Regions from separate parts of the Homo sapiens genome. Here region 2 is linked to region 1. The links are chromatin loops, found by intact Hi-C in ENCODE. Cell type or tissue: ascending aorta. All regions are shown on one strand. Links, peaks and the distances in the headings refer to the core of each region. The heading gives the core; the rest is flanking DNA. Region 1 has its middle 8.6 kb from the start of TIMP2. Region 2 overlaps C1QTNF1-AS1 (C1QTNF1 antisense RNA 1).

Region 1 (4,385 bases), core at 131-4,130:
CAACAGCTGCCGCTGTCTCCATCTCCCTGCACTCACCTTCAGCCCCCTGTGCCGACAGCCCAGGCTCTGCCCCCACCCGGCTCTGGCTCAGCCAGCCTGACCCCCTGGAGTCCTGGGTGTCCTCCGGCCTGTGGGCCTCCCAGCGCCGCTAGCTCCCTGGTCTGAAGCAGTGCCTGCCTCCTCCACCTGGATCACCCTGACTCAACCTCCAGGTCCCACTCGAGACATCCCAGACAGCCCCCCCAGACCACCCCAACCCTGCTGGCGCCCGTCCATTGTCCTGGGTCGCACCACAGTCACCGCACCCAGCACACTCTTTGCAATGGTCTCTGTCTCTTTCATATTAAAGGATGGTTTGCGCTGCAGGAAGGAGGGGTCACTCCCCATCCATTTCCCTGACGTCTGCACAGCCCATGGCTGGTGCCCAGTAAATACCAGTTGAATGAATACATGAACTATAGCCTTAAGAGGTTACAGTCAGTAGGGGAGACAGACATCAGAATGAGAAATCTATGAGATAAAATACAGGGAGTCTGGATGAAGTCAGGGTGATGAGCCACAGAAATGCGGGGTCCACCTCTGCCGGTTGCTAGGACGACTGCATCTCCGCCCCGCCCCAGCTGGGCCCCTCCCCGGGGCTGCAGCGCATCGCCTCACTCTCAGCTGGCTGTTGCCTGGTGAGCAGGGGTTGGAGGCCAGGCCGGTCTTAATGAGGAAGGATGGCTGAATGCGGGGCAGGCAGTGTCTGATGGGGCTGGGAGTGACTGTGGGCTCTCTCATCAACGAGGCCACATCTAGGGCGTTCTGCTACCTCCTTCAAGGGGTCAGAACCACAGTCCCACAGGACAGGCAGCACCGACAGCGACCCAGAGCACCCTCTACCCCAGCAGGGAGCCCAGCCCAGTGCAGGTGCGGTGGGACACCACCTGCCCAGACATCGGAGCCTTCCTCATGGGCATCCACAGCAACACGGCTCTGGCTGGGTGGCACCTTCGAGGGGAGGCAAGCAGGGGCCGGTGAATGCAGGGGACGCTGAGGGGTGACGAGCCGTCAGCCTTGTTCCTGGGCCGGAGAGCACCAGGACAGAACCAGGGTAGCCAGTCACGCAAGAGGCAAGGCAGAGTGTGATGGGTGACAGGGCTGTCACAGGTGTCCACAGAGCCTAGGGGCCCTCTGGGGGCTGAGAGGAAGGGTGGCCATGCCAAAAAGTGAGTTAACGAGTCAGACTCAAATCTCCAGAAACCAGCTGGGAATGGCGAGAAGGATCTGAATCGCTTTCCAAGAAGCTTGGCTCCTTCTCACCTTTCTCCTGCCTCACTGCCTCTGATCTCGGTGGTAGTGACCACAGCCACCCCCAAGCCTGCTCTTCCTGCTGTCCAGCACTCCAGCTCAAGGTTGAATGAGGACCTTCAGGAACTCTGCCCCTCACCCCAACCCATCCTCCCCAGGAGGAATCCAGGGACTCAGACCTGTCCCAGGCTTCAGGAAGCCGGTTCCAGAGGACGTGAGGCTGAGTTTGAAACTGGAGGTAATGAGAGTCTGGCTCGGGCCTGATGCTGCTGCTGGCCACAGGGTCCATATCACAGAGAAACTGAAGCATCCCCAGAGGAGAGAGAGGAAGGACCAGAGGGGAGGGCAAGGAGGAAAAGCAGGCGGGACAGGAACAGAGAGAGAAAAACAGGCCTGGGGAGAGGGGAGGAGAGAGGGGACATTCTTGGGCACAGACCTAATCATAGCCTTGAAATGAAATTTACTGCTGCACTCAGCATGGGACAGCCGCCAGCTCCGCCAAGCCAGTCTCCCTTCTGTTTGTACGAGGTGATGACATCATGGCCATGGGGCGTCACTCACACGGAGGAGGAGGAGGAAGGCCAGCTGGCGAGAAACCTGAGCCTCCCCTGGCCAGGCTTCCAGGCAAGGCAAACCCGAAACCATGCAAGTCAGCCTCCACAAATCCCTGCTGAGCTGGGCAGCCGGTTCCTCCACTGTCCACCCCTCCCTCATGGCCAGCTCCGGTCCCCAGCACGCCAGCTGAGGCTGCTTCCTGGGGAGAGCCAGTGATGGAGAAGCCCTGGGGACCGTCTCTGCTCGCTGGCCCTGGTCCCCAACCCGCCCATGAAAGGAAGCACATGACTGCATGCCCAGGGCCAAAAGGAAATAGCCCGGGCATGAGGAAACACCAGCCCCAGGCCCAGAGCATCCAATCCCAGCATCTCGCATGTTCCTCCTTGTGCTTATAGGAACCAGTCTACAGGAGGATCCAGGAGAGCCAGAGTCGCAGGTGTGGGGGCAGACAGGTGGGGAGCAGGTGGGGAGAGACAGCAGAGCTCAGCGGCATAAACTCTTGGGGGTCCACAGCTGCAGAAGCCTCTTGGAAGGAGGGCCCGGGGGCCCTGCTCAAACTGTCCTTGCAGGATAGGAGATGCTTCCGAGTCAAAGAGGAGGCAAAACCTGGCCACAAAGAGGAGAGACACTGCCATTTCAGCCCACGTGAAGCAAGGTCTGCCAAGGCTGCCCGGCTCAGGGGTGAAACCACTGTTGCATCCGGGCGGCCTCCCTGCAGGAAGGGTTCATATGCTTTCAGCCTGAGTCATCTGGTCTAAGCTGTTTACCCGTGGCAGTCTGTAGAGCCAGTGATGTCATGGGCTTCTTGCTTACCACCAGGACAACCTCTCTGCCTCTCCTCCTTTCTTTCTGGTGTCACTAGAGACTTGACCAGGGCAACAGGGCTGGCTTTGGGGCTGCTGCCTGGGGCTGTGAAGGTTGTGCCGGGCACAAGGGGTGTGCAGAGGCTGGAATCCAAGCAGGTTTGCTAAAGGGAGGTGCCCTGGCTCATGGCTGCTTTTGCCCTGAGGGGTGCCTGTCTGCGGAGGGGCGGTAGGTTGGGGTGACAGGAGATGGAAGTGACGGAGAGAGGCCAAAGTCCCACCTTCTCAAAGATGGCCTGTGGGATGGCATGAAATAGATCAACAGACTCTGCCAAACAAAACCCAAAGGGAAGGCCGGGCGTGGTGGTGCATGCTTGTAGTCCCAGCTACTTGGGAGGCCGAAGCCGGAGAATTGCCTGAACCTGGGAGGCAGAGGTTGCAGTGAGCCGAGATTGTGCCACTGCACTCCAGCCTGGGCAACAGAGGGAGACTCTGTCTCAAAAAACAAAACAAAAACAAGCAAACAAGAAAACCAAAGGGAGGCGTGAACCAAGAGTGGCTGGAAGGTGGAGCAGGATCTTTAAAAAGTAAACCCTGATGGCTGTGGCCAAGAAGGCTTTAATAGTGTTATACAGAAAGGGTGGGAAACATCTGTGCTCCTTCCCCCAGGCCTGCCCATTTCAGGGCCGGACCCTCATCGGAATATTACATTACCTGCTCCACACGGAACAGGACAGAAGACACCCACCTACCTGAGTTCCCATTGCCCAGGCGCACCCACTAACCTTTCTGTGAACACCTTTGTATGCTTCTTTTTTTTTATTTTTTATTTTTTTGAGACAGGGTCTCACTCTGTCGCCCAGGCTGGAGTGCACTGGCACGATCTCGGCTCACTGCAACCTCCACCTCCTGGGTTCGAGTGATCCTCCTGCCTCAGCCTGCCAAGTAGCTGGAACTGCAGGCGTGTGCCAGCATGCCCGGCTAATTTTTGTATTTTTTGTAGAGATGGGGCTTCGCCATGTTGTCCTGGCTGGTCTCAAACTCCTGGGCTCAAGCGATCCTCCTGCCGTGGCCTCCAGAAGTGCTAGGATTACAGGCGTGAACCACCGTGCCTGGCCTGTATACTTCTTTCTAGATCCACTCACATATTTGACTTCACATATATGAAGTATTATACATGCTGTTTATTATGGAAATTTTTTTTTTAAGAGTCAGGCTCTTGTTCTGTTGCCCAGGCTGGAGTGCAGTGACCCAATCAGAGCTCACTAAAGCCTTGAACTCTTGGGTTCAAGTGATCCTCCTGCCTCAGCCTCCCAAAAAGCTGAGACTACAGGCACATGCCACCATGCACAGCTAATTTCTTTCTTTCTTTTTCTTTTCCTTTTCTTTTTTGGCAGAGTATCGCTCTGTCGCCCAGGCTGGAGTGTACAGGCACGATCTCGGCTCACTGCAAACTCAGCCTCCTGGGTTCAAGTAATTCTTGTGCCTCAGCCTCCCGGGTAGCTGGGACTACAGGCATGCTACCATGCCCAGCTAATTTTTTGTATTTTTAGTAGAGACAGGATTTCGCTATGTTGGCCAGGCTGCTCTGGAACTCCTGGCCTCAAGTGATCCAGCTTCCTTGGCCTCCCAAAGTGCTGGGATTACAGGCATGAGCCACTGCACCTGGCCTTGACCACCTAATTTCTTTAATTCTTTGTCGAGATGGGGTCTCACTGTGTTGCCCAGGCTGGTCTC
Region 2 (4,385 bases), core at 218-4,217, 85 kb before region 1:
TATCTGGAACCAAGGAGGTCAGATATGTTCAGAGTCAGATGCAAATATCCCACAAAGCATCTTACCCAGTGGGCTTCGGGCAGCGCCCCTTCGTTAAACACTTGAATATTCGGCAGTGGGATGAAGGCATCCATAGTCTCAGGATAGTTCAAGCCACATTGTTCTGTCAAATTTGTGTGTGCCAACTTTAGGGAAAAACTAAGGTTTCAGATTTTTTGCATTTCAGGGATTTTGGAGAAGTGATTGTGAACCTGTAGCTTCTCACATGATTAATAAAAAGGTTGGTGGAACAGACACATTGTTCATTGCAACTACCATTATTACAAGTATAATCTTCCTTCCATCCTCTTGGGAAGAGGAGGGAAGGAGGAGATTAGAAAAGGGATTACTCATTTTCCTTGAGGCAGAAACTGGGGATAGGGAGGAGTGGTATCAAACGGTAACAAAGAGAGCCTGGGGTTTCCCAAGATCTTGTGTGAGACCCAAGGCTCGGAGGCATGGGAACTTCCAAAGAATAGGAGTTGAGGTCTGAGCACATGTCTTAGGTGCCACCATCATGGCTCACAACTCAAGGCAGCAGGCAATGGGCAAAGACTCACAAGGCCAGCTCCCAGAGAATACAAGCTTGTCCTCAATAAAGTGAAAAAAAAAATCCAAAATAGAGAGCATGCCAGGTTCCTAATGCTCTTTGTCATCAACTTCACTTCTGCTTTGTAATTTTAAGTAGGAAAGATGGAAACTTTGGCAAGCAAGGGATGTCCTTGCAGAGTGGCTGATTTTCTTCCTTCTCAGCCTTAGGTGCCCCCAAGCAACAAGAGGCAGAGTGTTTTCCCTTTGGCAAAATCCTTTCCTGTTGGGCAACAACAACAGAAATCAAAAATAAAAATCAGCCACAGTGCCTGGGGGATTTCATCAGCCCTGAGATTATGGGTCAGAAGTCAAAGCCAACTTCCAGAAAGACTGAGTCCCCTCCCCAAGGTCTCTCTCTTAGCCCCCACAAACCCATCCTAAAACTCCCTAGGAGCTCACATCTACACAAGGTGTCTGGGTCAAAACCCCTAAAGGCTTCCTGAATATTCCCAAATCATCCCATATTCTTAGTCAAGGGTAGATCCTAGAATGGGAAGAAATATTTCCTGGAACCCCTGGCAGGGAAGGCAGCACGTTCTGTGCCCTCCCTGATTTGGTAATTCTTTCTCTCTCCCTGGGCCTGTCACCACCACTCGCTGGGTCTGTTTACTTATTGCTGGAAAAAGCAATGTGATCTCAGTTAAAGTCTGCAAGACACTCGGTTCCAGATAAGCACAGCATGTCATTAGCAGCACTGTGAGTTTTCCCACCGCGGCCCTAACATCCCGCCTTTCCCAGCTATTTTGGGTCGGGCTGCCCAGTCATCCCACAAGGGCAGAGATTGGTATTGCAAACTTTGAATTCTGTTCCCAAGGGTAGCGACCGGCCGGCTCCGATGGTGACGTCCCACTGCCAAGGGGTGGGAGTGGGGAGAGTCTCCACAGAGCTTCGGAGAAGCTGCTAAGATGGAAAAGTGGAAACTTGGCAGACAGATCCAGCCTCCCTGGCCACTGGCCCATGCTCGTGGCTCCTGGATGGCGCTGCCACGTTCTGAGCAGCTTGGGACAGGTGGAGATCAGGACTGGCAGCTGCAAGGACACACCAGGTGAATAGGTTTCTTTATGGTCCTCACACCTGCAGAAAACCAGGAGGGTAAGGGCGTTCCCTCTTCCAGGAAGCCATGCCTTTCCACAGAAGTCTCCCCTGAGGCCATGTACACGTGTGCCTTGCAACTCTATCAAGCCATTTAATTTCCCTATGCCTCAGTTTCCTCACCTCTGAATATTTACTCTCCTGTTTTGGCAATGAATGTTTTCAGTTACATGGAGACAGGCATATACTGATCGACTAGGCAATATTTTACTTGATAAATAAGATGGGAGGGCCCCCTGGTGGACTCCCCAGTTCCAAGCACTTAACTATGAAATGAGTGAGTAAATGCATGTCAACATATGAATGAATGATTCAATAAAGAATGTCTTGTCCTTTATGCAGAGCCACAGAAACTAAAGAGAATTTCCAAAAGGAGTCTATGGTGAAGTCTCTGAGGATGCAAAGAAGACAAGGAGAATGAAAATCCAATGAAAGCCTGATTGTATTTGTTGACCTTAAGGAAAGTGATTTTATGGTACAGCCTCTCTGGAAGGGAGGGTGTGTTCGCTCACAGAATGCAAATACCCTTTGACCCCCTAATCTTTCTTCTAGGAGTTTCTCCTACAGATAAACTTAGAAGGGTGCTCAAATAAGTAAGTTCAAGGATATCCTCTGAAGCATTGCCGTAGTATAAAAAAAGCACAGATACCCTCAAAGGACATCATTAGGGGCCTGGTAAAATAAATTCCACACAGTGGAACACCGTGTAGCTCTTTAGAGAATAAACAGCTCTCTATATGTGATCTGGAACAATCTCCAAGCTATATTGTGAAGTGAAAATTACAAACCCTTACTGAAAAGCACTAAAGAAAATCCAAAGAAATGGAAAAGCAAAGCGTGGTCTTAGATAGAAGACTCAATATCATTAAAAAAAAAAAAAAACTCAGTTCTCGCTCAATTAAGCTATAGATTCCAAGCAATTCCATTCAAAATCCCAGAAGGTTGAAGGTGGGTGAGGTAGGAGGGGACTTGTCCTACATCATAGGAAGGCTTATTATAAAGACATAATAATGAAGATACTGGTATTGGAACAGATGTGATCAAGTATATTAGTTCAACATGATAGAAGGCCCACCCGACAAAGACCCATGTGTGTATGAAAACTTGATCTATGACAAAATTGGCATTGCACGTATATCAATGGGGATGGGATGGATCAATTCCTAAAAACACACAAGATGATGGGGAATCCACAGAAAAAGAAACGTAAACAGCCAAAAAGTGTAAGAAAAGATATACAACCTCACAGTAATCAGGCAAGGAGAAGACACTGATTACCATCAGATTGGCAAAATTAAGCCATCTGATGATGTCTGTGGAGCTGTTACTGGAAAGGGTCCCAAACCAGACCCCAAGAGAGGGTTCTTTGATCTTGAGCAAGAAAGAATTTGGGATAAGTCCACAGGGTAAAATACAAGCAAGTTTATCAAGAGAGTAAAGGAGGCCGGACGCAGTGGCTCATGCCTGTAATGCCAACACTTCAGAAGGCCGAGACAGGCAGACCACCTGAGATCAGTTCAAGACCACCCTGGCCAACATGGTGAACCCCCATCTCTACTAAAAATATAATTACCCCTATTTACCCCTATTCCTGCCTAACCTCCCAGGAATACAGCCCAGCAGGTCTCAGCCTTATTTTACCCAGCCCCTGTTCAAGTAGCATGCCTGTAATCCCAGCTACTCAGAAGGCTGTGGCATGAGAATCACTTGAACGTGGGAGATGGAGGTTGCAGAGAGCCAAGATTGCGCCATTGCACTCCAACCTGGGCAATAGAGCAACACTGTGCCAAAAAAAAAAAAAAAAAAAAGAAAGAAAAGAAAAGAAAAATGGCTATTCCATAGGCAGAGCACCCCCAAAGGCTGCTGGTTGGCTATTTTTATGGTTATGTCTTGATCATATGCTAAACAAGGGGTGGATTATTCATGAGCTTTCTGGGAAAGGGGCAAGAATTTCTTGTAATTGAGGGTTTCTCCCCGTCATAGGCCATACAGGGTAACTTCCAGACGTTCCCATGGCCTTTGTAAACTGCCACGGTGCTGGTGGGAGTGTTTTTTTAGCATGCTAATGTATTATAATTAGCATATAATGAGCAGTTGGGACAACTAGAGGTCACTTTTGTTGCCATCTTGGTTTTGGCAGGTTTTGGCCAGCCTTTATACTGCATCCTGTTATATGAGCAGGGTCATTGTGGCCTGTATCTTGTGACCTCCTATCTCATCTCAGATCCCGGGAGGTTAAAATGCCTTAACCTCCCAGGAATGTGGCCCAGCAGGTCTCAGCATCATTTTACCCAGCCCCTATTCAAGTTAAAGTTGCTCTGCTTCCAATGCCTCTGACATATTTCCCCCCTCCTTTTTACAAGAGGACCACTAATCCTAAGGGTTGTAGAGGTAGGAAGATTCCCCTTCTGTAGCTTCTTCAGGCTAAATAGGAGTAATGATATTCTCATCTAACTATTAAGGTCTTTTGTATTCAGGGTAGAGAGGAACTCAGTCAGAAAGCATCAGCATACTGACGGCCATTCATAACTCTGAGTTCCAACAAAAGGTGATATCTGGAAGACTGGCAAATGTTCAATTTAAGAAAACGGCGAGTAAGCTTATTCTGCATTCCTACACAACGAGTACAACAGGAATATATTCCACAATAGTAAAGCAAAATA

Evidence for each region. A loop is a pair of places that touch in the nucleus more often than their neighbours do. Peaks named below come from ENCODE experiments on the same cell type or tissue, not always from the same donor. Only the 100,000 strongest peaks of a DNase experiment are listed, where the experiment ranks them.
Region 2: a loop joins it to region 1, with 3 times the contacts of the local background. A loop is called at or near these places in 1 of 110 quality-filtered maps.

What each region holds. Positions count from the first base shown.
Region 1 is chr17:78,931,793-78,936,177 of GRCh38, reverse strand. No RefSeq gene overlaps it. Among named protein-coding and RNA genes, the nearest start is that of TIMP2, 8.6 kb to the right of the region's middle. In ascending aorta, for the core only: no CTCF peak of the experiment used is centred there; DNase peaks (open chromatin) are centred at 378, 644, 1,937 and 2,567; H3K4me3 peaks cover 1,652 bases; H3K27ac peaks cover 4,000 bases.
Region 2 is chr17:79,017,296-79,021,680 of GRCh38, reverse strand. It overlaps C1QTNF1-AS1 (C1QTNF1 antisense RNA 1), which reads left to right. Exons shown (of 3, transcript NR_040019.1): 2 at 1,445-1,675; 3 at 2,065-2,472. Among named protein-coding and RNA genes, the nearest start is that of C1QTNF1, 4.7 kb to the left of the region's middle. In ascending aorta, for the core only: CTCF peaks have their summits at 1,758 and 1,958 (motif pointing left); DNase peaks (open chromatin) are centred at 830, 1,400 and 1,950; H3K4me3 peaks cover 920 bases; H3K27ac peaks cover 2,023 bases.